Regions from separate parts of the Homo sapiens genome. Here region 2 is linked to region 1. A link is an interaction called in ENCODE POLR2A ChIA-PET data of the cell type or tissue named here. Cell type or tissue: PC-9. All regions are shown on one strand. Each heading gives the region's core, and the rest is flanking DNA. Links, peaks and the distances in the headings are about the cores only.

Region 1 (9,707 bases), core at 744-8,743:
TTTAGACTGGGAAGGCCTTTCCTGCTGGGAAAAATCTTGGGAGACTAAAACTTGATTTGGGTTTCATGTGCATTTTCCAATGGGAGTGTAAACAAGTTAGCATTCATCACAGCCTCCGATTAGTTCCCACCCCTTTCCAGTAGTGGTTGCTTTTACCACCCATCAGCAAATTTGAACAACCACTATATGTATTCAGGAGACTGTGAATTGACTGTCAGAACCCCAAAGGGACTCTCAGCGCAGTTTCCCAATGCAGGGAGCTGTTGGCAAAGTCTGTTTCTGTAGCAGGAGAAATAGCAAACGTCAGTGGAAGGGACAAGAAGCACATGGTCCCTAAGAGTGAGAGTGTGGGAGATAGGAATATAATCTACCAGGATTCACTGGCAGCCTTGATTTCTGCTGCGTGCGTAGGCCCTGGAGTTACCAAATCTGGATGCAGCAATGTGGATGAAAAAGCCTGTTGCTCTGAGTTGCGTGAAGGGTTATCGCTAACCACCTCCATTTCCATCGTAGGTATACAAGAGCATGGGCTGTCCTTCTCCCCAAGTAAAGTAAAATCTGTGTTTGTTTACATTTCTTTCACTTATGAATTGAGTCTGTCTGTGATGTGGGGTAACTGAAACCTCTCAGGATCTCAGATTTCTAATGCATTAAACAACAAAACTCTTACCATTCCTATAGGGCTTTAGCATTTCCAGAGTGTTTTTTACACGTTTTAGCTCATTCCATCCTGTCACACCAGCCTAGAGCTATGCTGTCCCATATGGTAGCCATGTGCAACGTATGGCTATTTGAATTTAATTAAAATTTTTTTTTTTTTGAGACAGAGTCTTACTCTGTCGCCCAGGCTGGGGTGCAGTGGTGTGATGTCTGCTCACTGCAACTTCCACCTCCTGGGCTCAAGTGATTCTCATTCCTCAGCTTCCTGAGTAGCTGGGATTACAGGTGTGCACCACCATGCCTGGCTAATGAGTTTAATTAAAATTAAGTAAGACTAAAAATTCCATTTCTCAGTCACAATAGCCACGTTTCAAGAGCCCAGTTGCCACTATATTAAACAGTCCAGTTGCCACTGTATTAAACTGCTGTCATCATAGAATGTTCTGGCCTGGAGAGCTAGGAGGGTAGGGACTATTTACTTTCCAGATCAGGACTCAGAGGCTCAGCATCTTCTGGTACTATGACGCCTCAGAGGCAGGGCTCCCATCTTATACTCCCAGGCATTTTCCAGATCTCCTCCAGTTCCTGCATTCTATTATCCCAGTGCAGTGGTGCAATCACAGCTCACTGCAACCTCAAACTCCTGGGTTCAGGCAACCCTCCTGCATCATCCTCCCCAGTAGCTGAGACTACAGGTGCATGCCACCATACCTGGCTAATTTTTCATATCTTTAAGCTTTTTTGTAAAGATGGGATCTAGCTCTGTTGACCAGGCTGGTCTTGAACTCCAGGCCTCAAAGTGATCCTCCCACCTTGGCCTCCCAAAGTGCTGGGATCACAGGCATGAGTTGCCATACCCATCCTGGAAATAGTCTTTTTTTTTTTTTTTTAAAAGCATTGATTGATTCTAGTTGCTCGCCTACTATGTGCCGGCCACTGTTCTGGGTAATGAACAAGATGGCCCACATCTCAGCCCCAAGTGTGCTTACTTTCTTGGGGTGAAATTGGTTAATCTGTTAAACTCTTTTTAGCCCTTACTTCTGAATCCCATTTCTGAATACACTTAGGTATTTGTGTGTCACAGGAAGCCACCAGACAGGTGTTTCCTGCCTGGCTCTGGAGAGCATTTGGAACCGTGTGAGAGGCGAACTGGAGGGTGTGAGGGGGGTGGCCAGGGCTGGGCTGGGTTGCTGGCTGGCCTTTTCACGGTATTATAACCAAGACTGACTCATAGAAATATAATACAGGCTACATAAGCAATTAAAAACTCCCTAGTAGACGCATTAAAAACGAAAAAGAAACAGCTGAAATGAATTTAAATATTTTGTTTAACCCGGAATATCCAAGACAGTACAATTTCAACGTGGACTTGCTATTAAAAAATTACTGATATTTTACATATATTTTTGTACTAAGTCTTTAAGATCTTTGGCATATTTTACACTTAGGGCACATTTCAGTTGAGACTAGACACGTTTCAAGTGTTAGCTACATTTGGCACTGGGAGGCATAGGTTTAATAGGTGTTTTCTGTCACAAAGGAGCCAGGTGGGATTTCACCCTTCATGCTGGGCACCAACTGCTTGTCAGACACTGTTGGCCACTGCATTTATGTGGGTGAACAAGACAAAGACCTTGCCCTCCAGGAGTTTACGTTTTTGGTTGGGGTGAGTAGCAGAGCGGGGGTAATAATTACTGGTGGTAATAGCTACAGTAAGAAGTGTGACAGAGACACTGGAGGGGCGCTGCTGGAGGACACCTGAGCAGATGCCTGCAGGGGAGCCTCTGTTTGCAGAAGAACAGGTGGAGTGAGCCACTGGGGTGGTCAAGGGGAGTATGCCCAAGGATGGGGGCAGGAAAATGAGCCATTTTAATATACAGTCAAGTGTTTTGTTTTGTTTTTTTTTTCCTGAGACGGAGTCTCACGCTGTCGCCCAGGCTGGAGTGCAATGGCGTGATCTCGGCTCACTGCAACCTCTGCCTCCCGGGTTCAAGCCAGTCTCCTGCCTCAGCCTCCCGAGTAGCTGGGATTACAGGCGTGCGCCACCATGCCTGGCTAATTTTTGTATTTTTAGTAGAGATGGGGTTTCACCATGTTGGCCAGGCTGGTCTCGAACTGGCTGGTCTTGAACTCCGGATCTCGTGTCGTCGCTACCCCCCTCCCCACCGCCACTGCTGTCTCAGCCTCCCAAAGTGCTGGGATTACAGGTGTGAGCCACCGTGCCCAGTCTTGTTTTTGTGGTACTTGTATTCCATAAAGTTGTGAACACTGAATTAGTGAATACGGAACCATTGTTGTAGGGAAAATGCAGGGCTTGGAGCAAGCCTGTGGTCACATTTTCATCAACTGATCAATATTAATCTTTTCAGTTTCCATTAAAAGACACTTTATTTACTATATACTATTGATTCATTAGCATTGAACTCAGGGCCACTCACCTAACATGTATTTGCTCTGTAAGCCACATCACAGCCTGCTCGTGCTCAGGAAAGCTCACTAGACAGCACTTCTGCACTTCCCTTATGGGCCATTTTAACAGCAAAATCACCAAAGAAAGCACAAAAGTGTGAAAGACATGGCACTAAGTAGACCATGAAAAGGACACTTGTTTACAGGATGGGCACTGAAAGCAGGAGGCAGAACGTCGCTCCTGTGTATGTCGGTGAATGAACCTGAAAGGGCTGCGTGTATTGATTTTGGGGTTACATATAAATTTTAGCGAGTAGACGAATTCACAAGTATGGAATTGGCAAATAATGAGATAGTCTACTTTCAGGGCCCCCAGGGGAAGGTATTCTGCTGTCCACATTTCCTTTCCCATTGCCTTTTGATTGCGATCTGGGGCGTTCGGCACCTCTCGTGATTTTTGTCTGATGAACCTGAATTGGTGACCAGGCTTCTGGTAGCTGCTAACGTGCTCTCACGCTGTGGTGCAGTTGTCTGTGGGTAGCTGGAGACTGAGGTGTTGCTCCTGAGGCCCACATTTAACATCCCATTTCTTGTCTTGGCCATTTAAATTCCAGATTGCAAAAGGGCCTCTGGATGCCAGCCATCTGCCGTGTCACTTGGATGTCTGTCTCTTCCTGCAACCTGGGTTTGCCTCTGACCTTATTTGAACAGTGCTGGGTCCCCTTTGCATGCTGATTTATATCAGCAAAAGCCAACCTTTTCAAGCTGTAAAAGGAGGAACCTTTTAACCAGAGAGCCCTTGGATATAAGCCTGATGTTTTAAGTTAGGAAAATAAGCATTTTCCCACAGATCCATTGATCAGTCAGCTTTATTTATTTATTGAGACAGGGTCTTGCTCTGTCACTCAGGCTGGAGTGCAGTGTCACAATCTCGGCTCACTGCAGCCTCAGCCTCCCGGGTTCAAGCGATTCTCCAGCTTCAGCCTCCCAAGTAGCCAGGACCAAAGGCTCACACCACCACGCTGGCTAATTTTTGTATTTTTAGGAAAGATGGGTTTTGCAATGTTGGCCAGGCCGGTTTCAAACTCTGGAGCTGAGAGCGATCTGCCTCCCTTGGCCTCACAAAATGCTGGGATTACAGGTGTGAGCCACTGCGCCTGACCAGCTTTTTAATTCACTAAGTATTTATTGAGCACCTACTACGTGATGGGGGCAATTTTCGGTGATGGGGACAGAGCAGTGAAGAGAATGGACAGAAGTCCCTGCTTTTCTGAGGCTTACATTGCAGAGGGGGTGGAAAACGCAATAAAAAGTTAAAATACACATGGTAGGTTATCTGATGTATACAAAGGAGGCAAAGAGCTGGAAGGGGACTCAGCTGGTGGGTGTTTGGAGGCAAGGGGAGGGAGAGGAATGCAGTATTGTCTGGAGAGAGTGAGCAAGCCTCAGGCCATGTGGGGGAAGAACATTCCAGCTGGAGGGCGCATCAGGGCTAAGCCTGGCTTAGCTGAGGGCCAGCAAGGGGGCCTTGTGCCAGGCATGGGCGAGTAATGGATGGAAGAGGAGGCAGTGAGTCAGAGATAAATGGGTCATTCAGGTGTGCGACAGCCCTGCTAGGTGAGATAGTAAAACTCAATATGCTGATGTAATTTTTAAATGCCTATTTTATAGGTCTGTCTCTTTTCAAATGTTTGTTAAAACAGAAGCCACACTGAGAATTTCTAAGTCTAATCAGAATAAAGATTTGTAATATTTTATGCCCATGTTTATGTGGTTTTAAGCACAATTTGTAATGTTTTCATCATTTCCCGTGCTTGCTCTGAAAGTGGGCTGTTCCAGGGCTGTGAAGGGGTCCGTCCTTTTCCTCATTGCTCAGGTCAGGTGGGAATAGTTTCTGCTTATACTTGCAGGGTGGTTTGAAAAATCTTTGTTTCTGAGTATCTGTGTTCCTCAAACATGCTTAAGCCAGCACTCATTATCTCTGCCTTTCCTCCCTCTGAAAACCAGCAAATGTTTTCTCTTAAAACTTTTTTTTTTTTTTTTTGGACCCAAGGAGCAATGGTACAAACAAAAACTCTGTTTTGAGCTTAGAAACTTGGAGGTGAGAGTAAACTGGAAGCTGCCCGGCCCCTCCCTCATGAATTATTAGCACAAATCAGGAGAAAAATTCCTCTATCAAAGGACAGTGATACGTCCCAGCACTTTCTCCATTAAAACGTGTGGGTGGAATGCACTAGGGACTAGGTCCTGTAAGACTCAGTTGTGCTTCGAAGAAACTGCTAGGGAATGTTTGAAGCATAGATAGACCGGGGGAGGGAGGAGTAACTGTTTCTTGAAGCTGCACCAGATTCCAGGCCTGGTGGCAGGCTGCCCGGTCTAAGCTGGCAGAGCCCCTACACCCCTGACCTTCTTGTACACAGGTGAGATCTGGTTGAAGTAAACATTGGCCTGGAGGCCTTCCTGCAGCAAATCCTGTGTGGGGCACTGGGGACCAGGGTGGTCAACAAATAATCAGGCACGTCCCTGCCTCATGGAGCTTGCCGTCTCCTGGATTCAAGCAAGCAATTGTAGTGGGGTGAGGGGGATTCTAGGAGAGTCACTCAGGGCCCTTTGAGAGGCCAAAGCTTTGTTGAAATAGGGGGCATCAGAGTTGAGGCCTGCAGACCCCAGATAGTCTGAAGAGATAACATCAGCCTTAAAGTGGAGGAGGAAGAGAGCTGACGGTACAGACATTGTCTGCAGGTTGAGGAAGGTTGGGGTGGGGAGAGGTGGAGTGTTAACAGGACCTTTGGTGATTGGTTGATTATAAAGAAAAAACACATGTGTGGTCTTTGCGTCTCTTCAGGGTAGCCTGAGCCAGGGCTGCTGCACTGCCCCCATAGCTCTGACTTGAAGTTTGGCCATCAGAATGGTGGTACTGAAGGCCTTGGGCTTCAGTGGTCCCCCCATACTGCTTATTTCCCTTTGGGGAAGTAGGTGAGTGGAGAAACATTTGAAACTTGTAGAGTGACTTAGCTATAGGACAGCCGGCAAAGCTTGGCCTCTGGAGCCAGACCGCCTGGCATTGAATCCCAGCTCCCTCTTCATAGCTGTGGGACCTCTGGCAGATTATGTAATTTCTGTGCCTCAATTTCTTCTTCTTTAAAATGGGATTGTGTCTCAGTTTTTGCTGTGAAATAACCAAAACCCAAAGCCGTGGGGAAGGGCAGGTGGAGGGAAGACAGCTGTCTTGACATCAGGTGATACAGGCTGAAATCAGAGGTCTGCTGACTTCTAGGGATACTTGGCACATGGAAGCCTCAGTCTCTTTGTCTTTGAATCTGGGGGCTGCAATTCTTGCCTACATCCCTGGGTAGCCTGGAGGATGGTAAGGGATGCTGTGTGAGAGAGTGCTTTGAGAGCTGCCCAGCCTGAGTGGACAAGAGGGCCCCCTGTGTGCTTGGCTGGCAGGGAGGGCTGAGACCCGCTGGGCGCTGCAAACAGAGAAGGTTCCAATGAGATGTCCACTGGGGCCAAACTGGCCATGGGGCCTGGCAGTGGCTCTGTTGTTCTCTTCCCCCAGGTCCTGCCATGACCTTTCTTTGTCAGATTGGCACTGGGAAGGGGGTCAGAGGGAGGGCTCATACAGGCCAGGATTACAGCGGGATGGACTTTGTAGTCACTGGATCAGCAGGGCGTTGCGCTGTGGCCTGCCTGCTGTAATGTGAAAATTAGTTTCCCTGAGTGAGCCCTGCTTTATTTATTTATTTATTTATTTATTTATTTATTTATTTGAGACAGGGTCTCAAAAACCGGAGTGCAATGATGTGATCTCTGCCACTGCAACCACTGCCTCCCAGGTTCAAGCGATTTTCGTGCCTTAGCCTCCCGAGTAGCTGGGATTACAGGCATGTGCCACCACACCCGGCTAATTTTTGTGTTTTTGGTAGAGACCGGGTTTTGCCATGTTGGTCAGGCTGGTCAACTCCTGACCTCAAATGATTCGCCTACTGCAGCCTCCCAAAGTGCTAGTATTACAGGCGTGAGCTACTGCGCCCGGCCTCCCGCTTTGTTTTTGTTTTTTCCTGAGACAGTGTTGGTCTCTGTTGCCCAGGGTAGGGTGCAGTGGCACAATCATAGCTCCCTGGAGCCTCGAACTCCTGGGCTCAAGTGATCCTCCCACCTCAGTCTCCCAAGTAGCTGGGACTACAGGAGTGCGCCACCACGCCTGGCTAATTTTTGTTTTTGTAGAGATGGGGTCTCTCCTTGTTGCCCAGGCTGGTCTCAAACTCCTGGGCTCAAGCAGTCCTCCTGCCTCGGCTTCCCAAAGTGTTGGGATTACAGGCATGAGCCGCCACACCCGGCCTCCCAGGCTGTTCTTGGACAGACTGACCGTGAGGACAGTTGTGACACTGGTAAAACACAACCTTGTGTTCTCCTTTCCCTCCCCAGAACCTGTCCACTTAGGCACATGTTGGCTCATGAACATGTAAGATTCTGCCTTGCTTGGGGGCGTTAGCATTTTAAGAGTGGCCTTTCACTTTAAAAAAAGATGATGTGTGGATATGGACAAATGGCCATGGTCTACTTAGTGGGGGAAAAAAAACTATACATAAAATATATATAAAACTATATAGAGCATATCTAGAACCATATATATAGTAAAAGAATATATGCATATGAGAAGACAGGCCTAACATAGTTATTATTTTTTTTTTTGAGATGGAGTCTCACTGTGTTGCCCAGGCTGGACTGCAGTGGCATGATCTTGGCTCATTGCAACCTCCACCTCCCAGGTTCAAGCGATTCTCCTGCCTCAGCCTCCCAAGTAGCTGGATTACAGGAGCCCACCACCATGCCTGGCTAATTTTTGTATTTTAGTAGAGACGGGGTTTCACTATGTAGGTCAAGCTGATCTCGAACTCCCGACCTCAAATGATCCACCTGCCTTGGCCTCCCAAAGTACTGGGATTATAGGCATGAGCCACCGTGCCTGGCCCTAACATAGTTATTCTTGTGTGGGCCAAAGAATGTGAACTGCTTGTTACCAGTTATGGTGAAGTAAATACAGAAATTGAGAGTAAGACTTTAGATTTTTTTTTTTTTTTTGGCAATTTGATGTTGTGACATCCAGGTGGCATTTTACTTTCCTAGTTTGTTTTTATTCTACAGAAATATTGATTTACGGTGGATTGGATGGGAGAAGATCCATCACCACATTGTTTGAGAAGCCTGGCTCTAGAAAAATGTACCCTCAGATGTTACCAGTTGTTGCTAGCTGCTGAGGATGCTGGTGATTTTTAGTTTTCATTTCTTGGTGTTTTCTGAAATATTTACAATGACCATCTGTTATAATTTTCATGGGATGGGGGTGGGGAATGAAGTCTGTTGTAAAAAAAAAAAAAAGTCTTTATAAGCCAAATAAATGAATTTCTCTGGAAGGAATTTTAGGAACTATGAAGGCTGATGGGAAAAACCTTGGATTGGTTGTTCCTGCCTTAATTGTAGATAAAACCTGATGTTGTGGGTTTGCTTGATGAATTAGTGTATTGTTAAGCTACTCTAGTTGTAATTCATGGAAGGATGAAAAGTGCTATAAAGGCACTTTAGGATCTTCTACAGCCAAGAAACCGTCATATATATGCTTATTTAGAAAATACAATAAATCAAGATATAATGGAAAACATTCCAAATATTAAGAATATTTAGATATTTGAACTTAGTTACTCTGTGTATTTGACTGTTAGCATCATTTCTAAATCAATAAATGTGGGCACGTATAGGTTCTTGCACAACTTCATTCATGGTAACCACATTAGCAAAATGCTATTAGTGGCCAAAACATGTTCTGGCCATTGGCTAGAACATAGAAATAGCTGTCTAATATTGACATGGACTGTATTGCCTTAAAAAATCCTAGGCGTTTCTTCCTTTTAAGCTACAAATATCAACAAGATAATATACAAACTCTTCTGGCCCCTCAGCTGAAACCCATGGCAGGATCATAAGTGCTTGCTATTGCAGTACACGCCGACTTTCCTACAAATCATGTGACTGTATCCCCAGCTGTATTCAAGGTGCCTACCCTGTGACTCTGAGGTGTCATCTCAAAAGAAGACAGGCTATGGGGGTTGATGGATTCATTGCTATCCCTGTGGTTAATGAGAATCTTCAAATCCCCAGGTTGACAGAGATGTGGTCCCTGTGGACTGTAGCCTTTTAATTTTGAGCTGTTATTTTTCTTTGTCAGCATTTGTTGTAGGGACTTTAACGTAGTGGGGTGTGTGTGTGTGTGTGTGTGTGTGTGTGTGTGTGTTTTGGCTGGATGAATTAAACCTCTATTGAACCTCATCCTTTGGCAGGCAGCCCAGGTAACTTTGCCCAGCCCTTCTCTTTGAGAGTTACTTAGTCTGCCGATTGCCACATAGATGTTTCCAACATTAAAGACTATACTGCTTTTTTGTAGTGCATTTTAACCAAGAGTATCACAGAATTTGCAAAGCAGCTCTTGGAGAGCTCAGCAAGTCAGCCTCTTTCATTTCCTTAAAGGAAGATGGAAAAAATTTTGTTCTATTCTTGCCTGATTTTTTTTTCCTTTGCTGTGTTTTGCTGGATTATCTAAGAGATGTTAATGTTTGCTCTAACAGAAAGAAACTGCT
Region 2 (9,707 bases), core at 1,167-9,166, 62 kb before region 1:
ATATGAACAGACACTTCTCAAAAGAAGACATTTATGCAGCCAAAAGACACATGAAAAAATGCTCATCATCACTGGCCATCAGAGAAATGCAAATCAAAACCACAATGAGATACCATCTCACACCAGTTAGAATGGCGGTCATTAAAAAGTCGGGAAACAACATATGCTGGAGAGGATGTGGAGAAATAGGATCACTTTTACACTGTTGGTGGGACTGTAAACTAGTTCAACCATTGTGGAAGTCAGTGTGGTGATTCCTCAGAGATCTAGAACTAGAAATACCATCTGACCCAGCCATCCCATTACTGGGTATATACCCAAAGGATTATAAATCATGCTGCTATAAAGACACATGCACATGTATGTTTATTGCAGCACTATTCACAATAGCAAAGACTTGGAACCAACCCAAATGTCCAACAATGATAGACTGGATTAAGAAAATGTGGTGCATATACACTATGGAATACTATGCAGCCATAAAAAATGGTGAGTTCATGTCCTTTGTAGGGACATAGATGAAGCTGGAAACCATCATTCTCAGCAAACTATCACAAGGACAAAAAACCAAACACCGCATGTTCTCACTCATAGGTGGGAATTGAACAGTGAGAACACATGGACACAGGAAGGGGAACATCACACACCGGGGCCTATTGTGGGGTGGGGGGAGGGGGGAGGGATAGCATTAGGAGATATACCTAATGTTAAATGACGAGTTATTGGGTGCGACACACCAACATGGCGCATGTATATATATGTAATAAACCTGCACGTTTTGTTCCCTAAAACTTAAAGTATAATAAAAATAAATACTGTCAACATACAGGACCTAAGTTACAGGATCTGGAATTGTTCTGCAATGTAACATTTTAGTAGAGTGGAGCACAAAAATGTGCATGGAGGATTAAAAAAAAAGAAGGCTAAAAGCAAGATGGAGATTGGCTAGATCACATCTCCCCCGCTGCCATTGATACAGAAGGGCTGGGCTCCTGGGTAAACCCCACCCTTAAGCCTGGAACCTCAGCTCTAAGTGAAAACAGGAGCCCCATTTTTCCACCCACGTGTTGCCTTTTTGGCCTGCCATTTCCCCATCCTGTGCTCATAAAAAGATTTCAGCTGGCAGAGCAACACAGCAGCTGAGCATTGGGGATACAAACGGCTGATTGTCAAGGATACAAGTGGCTGAGCAGTAAGCAGAGAAGCAACTGAATGTTGGAGACTATGGGTAGATGTGGCTAACTTCAGATGATGCGGCTTTGGAGAGGGGCCTGCCCTCAGACTGCTCGGCTTCAGGGAAAGATCACCTTCTTCCCGCATCATCCCCTTTTCAACTCCCCATCCCGCTGAGAGCCACTTTGATCGCCCAGTAAAATCCTCTGCATACACTACCCTTCAATCTGTTCATGTGACTTGATTCTTCCTGGATGCTGAGAGCCGCTGAGAGCCACTTTCATCGCCCAGTAAAATCCTCTGCATACACTACCCTTCAATCTGTTCGTGTGACATGATTCTTCCTGGATGCTGGACAAGAACCTGGGTGTTGAGAGGGCAGGGGCTGCCACCCTGACCCTCCACTGAGCTGGTTGGCACTTAGCTGTCCTCGGACTGAAGAGCTGAAACAGCATTGGTTTCAACATGTTTGGATGCTGTTATGGGGCCTGCACCGAGCCTGCTCCTGCCAGAGAGGAGCAACTGGCCAATTCCAGCATTCGTTTTTTCCAGTTCCTGCACTCACTCACTCTCACAAGGGGTTTGAGCACGAGGTGGCCGAGTAAACAAGCCACACCCCAGTTGCAAGTACTGCAAGGAGGTCAAGGGAATTATCCTGTCTCATAATTTTCTGTTACAATTTTTGCAAAGGTGGTTTCATTATTATTATTATTCTTTTTTGAGACAGAGTCTTGCTCTGTCACCCAGGCTGGAGTGCAGTGGCATGATCTTGGCTCACTGCAACCTCTGCTTCCCAGGTTCAAGCGATTCTCCTGCCTCAGCCTTTCAAGTAGCTGGGACTACAGGTGCGTACCAACACACCCAGCTAACTTTTGTATTTTTAGTAGAGATGGGGTTTCACCATGTTGGCGAGGCTGGTCTCAAACTCCTGGCCTCAAGTGATCCACCCACCTCGGCCTCCTGAAGTGCTGGGATTACAGGCGTGACCCATTGTGTCCCCTAGCCTCCTTATTAAAATGTTGAAACTACTGAACTGATGCTATAAATTTACAATCTGTTCTCTTCTTTTTTCACTATCTGACAAGTGTTTGGCTTTCTAGGAGATTTAACTTACAATCTTTTTTTTTTCCCTTGAGATGGAGTCTTACTGTGTCACCCAGTAAGGCAGTACTGTGCCTCCCTTGGGAGGATCCCTTGAGCCCAAGAGTTCAGGGATGCACTGAGCTATAATTTCACTGCTCTCTAGCCTGGGTGACAGAGTAAGATTCTTTCTCTTTAAAAAAAAAAAAAAAAAAAAATTGGCCGGGCGCGGTGGCGTATGCCTGTAATCCCAGCACTTTGGGAGGCCGAGGTGGGTGGACCACTGAGGTCGGGAGTTTGAGACCAGCCTGACCAACATGGAGAAACCCCATCTCTACTAAAAATACAAAATTAGCCGGGCGTGGTGGCGCATGCCTGTAATCCCAGCTACTCAGGAGACTGAGGCAGGAGAATCTCTTGAACCCAGGAGGTGGAGGTTGTGGTGAGCCGAGATTGCGCCATTGCGCTCCAGCCTGGACAATAAGAGTGAAATTCCGTCTCAAAAAAAAAAATTAAAATTAAAAAATAAATTCTGGAGGAGTACAGGCAAGGCAACCTCACCCCAATATATGGCTCCCTGGTATAATGAGTATTTTGAATTAAAGGTCCTTAAAGATCAATAGATGCTAGAAGAGACTTTTTCTCTATCTACATAAAGGGCTGAAGGACCCACCAAGGAAAACGATCGTTTTTCCTTCTGCTTCATGCTTTCTCATCTATTGCAGAAAAGAAGAGCAAGGAATTAACCACACCTAAACAGACTTATTCACAAGATAATATTCTTCTCTCAGGCTCAATTTCCAAAGAGCACTTTGGGGAGCCAAAGTGGGAGGATTGCTTGAGGGCAGGAGTTCGAGACCAGCCTGGGAAATGTAGCACAACCTACAACAAAAAACTTAGAAAAAAAAAAAAGGCCAGGTGTGGTGCCTCATGCGTGTAATCCCAGCACTTTGGGAGGCTGAGCAGGAAGGATTGTTTGAGCCCAAGAGTTTGAGACAAGCCTGGGCAACACCGTGAGACTCCATCTCTATAAAAAAAAAATTAGCTGGGCATGGTGGCATATGCCTATAGTCACAGCTACTTAGGAGGCTGAGGCAGGAGTGAAACCACCACTGCAAAATTATAACTGAGACAGTGAAAGAGATCTGACTGAACCAACTCTATCTTCCTTCTAACCTCCGAGCTGTATTTGTTCATTCCTGAGTGTAGGCTGAACTAACTTTGGGAGAAAAGTAGTTTATAATTTAAAACTTAGTTTATAGTTTAAAACAAAGATGGCAACAGCCCTTTCCCAAAACAAACGCCCTTCTTGCCTGGGGACTAGACAGCCTTTGTAGGACTAAGAAACTAGCCACAAGATTAGAAATTATGGTTTAGGAGTCATACAGCTGGATGCTACAAGATTTTGGGCCTCCTTAAACTGCTCCTAAGATCAGTGCTCAGATGTTCTGCAGACCCTGCACTTGATGGATCAACTGGCACCACCCAGATGGATAAACTGGCTCATCTGATCTTGTGGCTCCCACCCAGGAACTGACTTAGTGCAAGAAGACAGCTTCAGCTTCTTATGATTTTATCTCTGACCTGATCAATCAGCACTCCTGGTTCACTGGCTTTCCCCTACTCACCAAGTTGTCCTTAAAAACTCTCATTTCCTGGCCAGGTGCAGTGGCTCACACTTGTAATCCCAGCACTTTGGGAGGCCGAGGCGGGCGAATCACTTGAGGCCAGGAGTTTGAGACCAGCCTGGACAACATGGCAAAATCCCGTCTCTGCTAAAAATACAAAAATTTGCTGGGCATGGTGGCATGTGCCTGTAATCCCAGCTACTCAGTAGGCTGAGGCAGGAGAATCACTTGAACCCAGGAGGCGGAGGTTGCAGTGAGTGGAGATTGCGCCATTGCACTCCAGCCTGGGCGACAAGAGCGAAACTCCATCTCAAAAACAACAACAACAACAACAACAACAACAACAACAAAACTCTTATTTCCAAATACTGAGGGAGACTTTTTTGAGTAATCATAAAACTCTGGTCTCCCGCACAGCTGGTCTGTGTGAATTACTCTTTGTCTACTGCAGTTCCCCTGTCTTGATAAATTGGCTCTGTCTAGGCAGCAGGCAAGGTGAACCCATGGGTGGTTACAAGAGGATCACATGAGCCCAGTAGGTCAAGGCTGCAGTGAGCTGTGACCACACCATTGCACTCCAGCCTTTGGGACAGAGCAAGATCCTGTCTCAAAAAAAAAAAAAATCTTTTTTTCAAAGAGAACGATTTACAAGCTAATCTCTGTTCCCTGATCCATTCATTCTCCCTAGCAATCGTTTATTGTACCTCAACAGAATTACCTATATTCCCCATCTCCTCACTCCCCTCTCAAATAAGGCTATATAAGTATTTGGGCCCCACTGGGATATTGAGTGATCACTCTGATTCTCCCCTGTGTACACATTAATAAGTTTTGATGCCTTTTTCCTACTAATCTGCATTTTGTGAGTTGATTTTTCAGTAAACCTTCAGAGGACAAAGGGGAAGTTTTTCCCTTGGCCCCTACTGTCAGAGGCATTTGAACCAAAGTGAATAGGAGCTGGGTAAAATAAAGCTGAGACCTACTGGGCTGCATTCCCAGGCAGTTAGGCATTCTTAGTCACAGGATGAGATAGGAGGTTGGCACAAGATACAGGTCACAAAGACCTTACTGATAAAACAGGATACAGTAAAGAAGCTGGCCAAAACCTGCCAAATCCAAGATGGTAATGAAAGTGACCTCTGGTCATCCTCACTGTTCATTATGTTAGAATCGGTAGTTAGGCAGACATGAGCAGGGCAGGGGAGGGCCCTGTCTCCAGGAATGTCAGGTGATCATCAGATGATGGTCAGGCAGTTGTTAAACTGTCTCTCTAAAATAACAATTGGTTGTAGCCAGTGCCAGAGAAAGACAATCTCCCAATAGATAGAAAACACCTGAAACTAACTGGGCACCATGGCTCATGCTTGTAATCCCAGCACTTTGGGAGGCTGAGGCAGGTGGATCACCTGAGGTCAGGAGTTCAAGACCAGCCTGGGCAACATGGTGAGAACCACCCCCCATCTCTGCTAAAAATACAAAATTAGCCGGGCGTAGTGGTGCATGCCTGTAATCCCAGCTACTCAGGAGGCAAGGCTGGAGAATCGCTTGAACCTGGGAGGCAGAGGTTTCAGTGAGCTGAGATTGCACCATTGTACTCCAGCCTGAGTGACAAGAGTGAAACTCTGTCTCAAAAAAAAAAAGAAAAGGAAACACCGAAAACTGGTAATCAGCAGCTTCCTGGTAAGATCTTTGGAGTTGGGCAAGTGGACTAAGGCACGTTCACTAAGAGGCAAAACAGCAGAGTTTAATGGGTGTATGACCTTCCTCTGGGAACACTTGACTGGTAATGGAAACACACCTCAACTTAGCATGTGTACAACTTCAGTAAACATACTGCACATACACACAGCCCACCCCAAGGGGACAATTAAGGGAAGAGAAGCAGAAACCCTGGAACCATGCCCATGTATAAAACCTCAAGTCAAGGGCTGAAAAGGGCACTTGGATCTCTCAAGTCACCCACTTGGCCCTCTTCCAAGTGGACTTTGCTTCCTTTCATTCCTGCTCTAAAACTTTTTAATAAACTCTCATTCCTGCTCTAAAAGTTGTCTCAATCTCTCCCTCTGCCTTAAACCTGCTTCTGCCCCTTGGCTGAATTCTGTCCTCCAAGGAAGCAGGCATCTAGTTGCTGCAGCCCCATGTGGCTTTGCTGCTGGTAACAATTATATGCTAGCTATAATGCATTAGCATGCTAAAAGACACTCCCACCAGCACCATGACAATTTACAAATGCCATGGCAGTGCCTGGAAGTTACCCTACATATTCTAAAAAGGGGAGGAACCCTCAGTTCTGGAAATTGCCCACCCTTTGCCAGAAAACTCATGAATAATCCACCCCATATGTAGCATATAAGCAAGAAATAACCATAAGTTTACTCATAGAGCAGCCCATGCCTCTGCTCTGCCTATGGAGGAGCCATTCTTTTGTTTCTTTTCTTCTCTAATAAACTTGCTTTCACTTTGCAGACTTGTCCCAAATTCTTTTCTCGTGCAAGGTCCAAGAACCCTCTCCTGGGGTCTGGATTGGGATCCCTTTCTGGTAACACTACAATTCTAAGAGCTCTTTTTTATTGGTTCACCTACAGGAATAAACTGAGGCAAAATTAATGTAAGCAGAGAGTTTATTTGGGCCAAATTTGAGGGCTACAGCCCAGGAGACACAGATTCAAGTTAAGTTGCCCTGAATATATGCTGTGATTAGCAGCACTTACAAGTGGATTTTTTGGTTTTTGTTTTTGTTTTTTTGGAGACAGGGTCTTGTTATGTTGACCAGGCTGGTCTTGAACTCTTGGCTTCAAGCAGTCAACAAGTGGGGTTTTTTTGTTCGTTCGTTTGTTTGTTTTAGATGGAATCTTGCTCTGTCACCCAGGCTGGAGTGCAGTGGCACAATCTTGGCTCACTGCAACCTCTGCCTCCCGAGTTCAAGCAATTCTCCTGCCTCAGCCTCCCTAGTAGCTGGAATTACAGGCGTGCACCACCACGCGCAGCTATGTTTTGTATTTTTAGTAGAGACAGGTTTTCCCCATGTTGGCCAGGCTGGTCTCAAACTCCTGACCTCAGATGATCCGCCCACCTCGGCCTCCCAAAGCGCTGAGATTACAGGTGTGAGCCACTGCGCCTGGCCAACAAGTGGGTTTTTAAAGGAAAAAAGAAGGGGCAGTTCCTAAATTGAACATAAGCTACTAATTGGCATATGTTGTTCTTTGTATCACAAATTCCAGGAACATGAAGATAATGGGTGAGGGTCATATTGTGCAACTTGTGATAGCATTTTGGGTAATTTATCAGCCAGTCTGGAAACTACATGGAAGGAAAGAAAGAACAAAATGCCTTTAAACAATTGTTCCTAGGCATGATTCTCTGGGGAGGGGTGGGTGTGACTGAAGATTCATTCTCTGAAGATTGTGTCTCTCTGGACCTGATAAATTTTGCATACCACACATTTTTCAGACTTCTCTGAGCTACTTCTCTTTCTCACTTCAGTGTTCATTTTAAAAATAGTAACCCATTATTTCACAGATGCAATGTGTTATTTCTCTAAAGCATGCATTTCAGTAGAGAAGGGGTCTCTAAGAGGGGCAGTAATTGTCCCCCAAGGGGGCAAAAATTGGTTCTTTGGGGATTGACAAGAGAATGTTTTATATAACAGTGATCTGTGGCCTTCAAAAACTCAACCCTATCCAACAAAATCATATTCATTCTTCTAGAGTTGAAGTGTCTTTGCCTGGGCTGGAGTGCAGTGGCGTGATCACAGCTCACCTCAGCCTGGAACTCCTGGGCTCAAGTGATCCTCCTACCTCAGTCTCCCGAGTAGCTGAGGCTACAGGTGTGTGCCATCACACCCAACTAATTTTTTTTTCTTACAGAGAGATGGTCTCGCTATGTTGCCCAGGCTGGTCCTGAACTCCTGGCCTAAAGCGATCCTCCTGCCTCGGCCCCCCAAAGTGCTGAAATTACAGGTGTGAGCAACTGCACCCAACTTCTTGTCCATTAATATTTAATTTCTCTCTGCATAGTCTCGTTTTCTCTATTTTTTTCTTTATTTCCTGTTTTGGTCTCTATCTTTATTAGGAGCTTTTCTCAGATGTGTGGTGACCCTTGGTTTTCCATTCATATTTTTTTTTAATGCGGAGCTTAAAAGCTGCTTGGAAGCTCTGAGCACATGAGGTGGAGTTGTCAACATGGGCTTCATTTTATTTATTGGTTTTTACTTATTTTGTTTTCTTTTATCTCTTTTTTGTTTCTTTTTCAGGTCTCAAACAAAAGTCTGGAACCTGGGATTCTTTGTAGGATATCTGGCTGTGCTTTTGTATTATATGAACCACAGAAAATAATCTTCCAGTATGATATTGTTTTCAGTATAGTACCTCAACCCTAATTTTGCCTGGTAACCCTTTATCCAGAGACCTTTTGTTTTCAACTTACAGTCTTATTCTGGGGTGGGGGATGTACAGTCTGGCTGTGTGGACTTGCAGGAGAGATTTAGGGTTCTAACTTCTTCTTACTGACTTCCAACCAATTCTCCTGTATTCAGTCTTATACACACCCCCACTTATACTAGACGTAGCTGGTACTACCAAAGCCTGGTCACAAAACTCTATGGGAGTCTCAATGCAAGTTGAGTTGCTTCTTGACTTTCATCCCTGCTGGCTTAAGACTCAGCTTCACAAGCCTGCTAAGTCAGTTGCTATTTATCCTGTTTTCTAGCCCTTCAAAATTTTAAATGAAAATTTACATTTTTAATTGACAAATAATATATATATGGGATAAATATGATGTTTTGATAGTAATAGATGTATACATTGTGGAATGATTATATGAAGCTAATTAGCATATCACACTCCTCACATACTTCTTTTTCTTTGTATTGAGAACATGTAAAATCTATTCTTGGCCAAGCATGGTGGCTCACACCTGTAATTCCAACACTTTGAGAGGCCAAGGCAGGAAGATTGCTTGAGCCCAGGAATTCAGGGGTTCCAGACACCAGCCTGGGCAACATAGCAATACCCTGTCTCTAATAAAAAAAAAAAAAAGTAAAAATAAATGTGTAATTTAAAAAATTCATTATTGTTATTATTTTTACAATTTTGAAACTGTAGGGGCCAGGAACAAACTTCCCCTTTGCCCTCTGAAGAATAACTAAAAAATCACTCACCAAATGCAGATTAATAGGAGAAATGGAATAAAAACTTAGTAATTGTTTTCCTTGGTGGATCCCTTAGGTCTTTATGTAGATAGGGAAAAGGTTTCTTCTAGCATCTGTTGATTGCTAAGGACATTTAATTCAAAATACTCATTATACCAGGGAGCCATATCTGGGGGTAAAATTCCAGATGCTCCTTCAAAGTATACATTATTATTGACTATGGTCACCATGTACAGTAGATCTCAAAAACGTATTCCCCCTGGCTAACTGAAATGTGTGCCCTTTGGTCAACATCTCCCCTACTCCTCTCCTCCCCCAGCCTCTGGTAACCACCATTCTACTTTCTGCTGCTGTGAGTTCAACTTTTTAAAATTCCACGTATAAGTGAAATCATGTGGTATTTGTCTTTCTGAATCTGGCTTATTTCACTTAGCATAATATCTTCCAGGTTCACCCATGTTGTTGCAAATGATAGAATGTCCTTGTTTCTAATGTTCTCCCAAATTTAATCAGTTGTATGGGGTTTATGTGATAAAAATATCCTTTTGCTGTCATTTTCGTGGGGTTTCCAGAAGGATCCTAACTAGGTACACATGCTTAGTCTGTCTTTTTTTTTTTTTTTTTTTTGAAGCAAGTCTCCCTCTGTTGCCAGGCTGGAGTGCAGTGGCCTGATCATG

The links. Peaks named below come from ENCODE experiments on the same cell type or tissue, not always from the same donor. Only the 100,000 strongest peaks of a DNase experiment are listed, where the experiment ranks them.
Region 2: POLR2A ChIA-PET joins it to region 1 with 15 read pairs; 8 of 35 experiments call an interaction of 5 or more read pairs at or near these places.

The regions. Positions count from the first base shown.
Region 1 is chr3:15,320,263-15,329,969 of GRCh38, reverse strand. All of the region lies in intron 2 of SH3BP5 (SH3 domain binding protein 5), which reads left to right. Among named protein-coding and RNA genes, the nearest start is that of SH3BP5, 7.5 kb to the left of the region's middle. RefSeq lists an enhancer at 1,710-1,899. In PC-9, for the core only: no CTCF peak of the experiment used is centred there; DNase peaks (open chromatin) are centred at 1,799, 3,759 and 4,569; H3K4me3 peaks cover 709 bases; H3K27ac peaks cover 4,649 bases.
Region 2 is chr3:15,382,614-15,392,320 of GRCh38, reverse strand. It overlaps a transcript of METTL6 not described here. Among named protein-coding and RNA genes, the nearest start is that of METTL6, 40 kb to the left of the region's middle. RefSeq lists enhancers at 7,632-7,681, 7,802-7,901. In PC-9, for the core only: no CTCF peak of the experiment used is centred there; a DNase peak (open chromatin) is centred at 4,930; H3K27ac peaks cover 681 bases.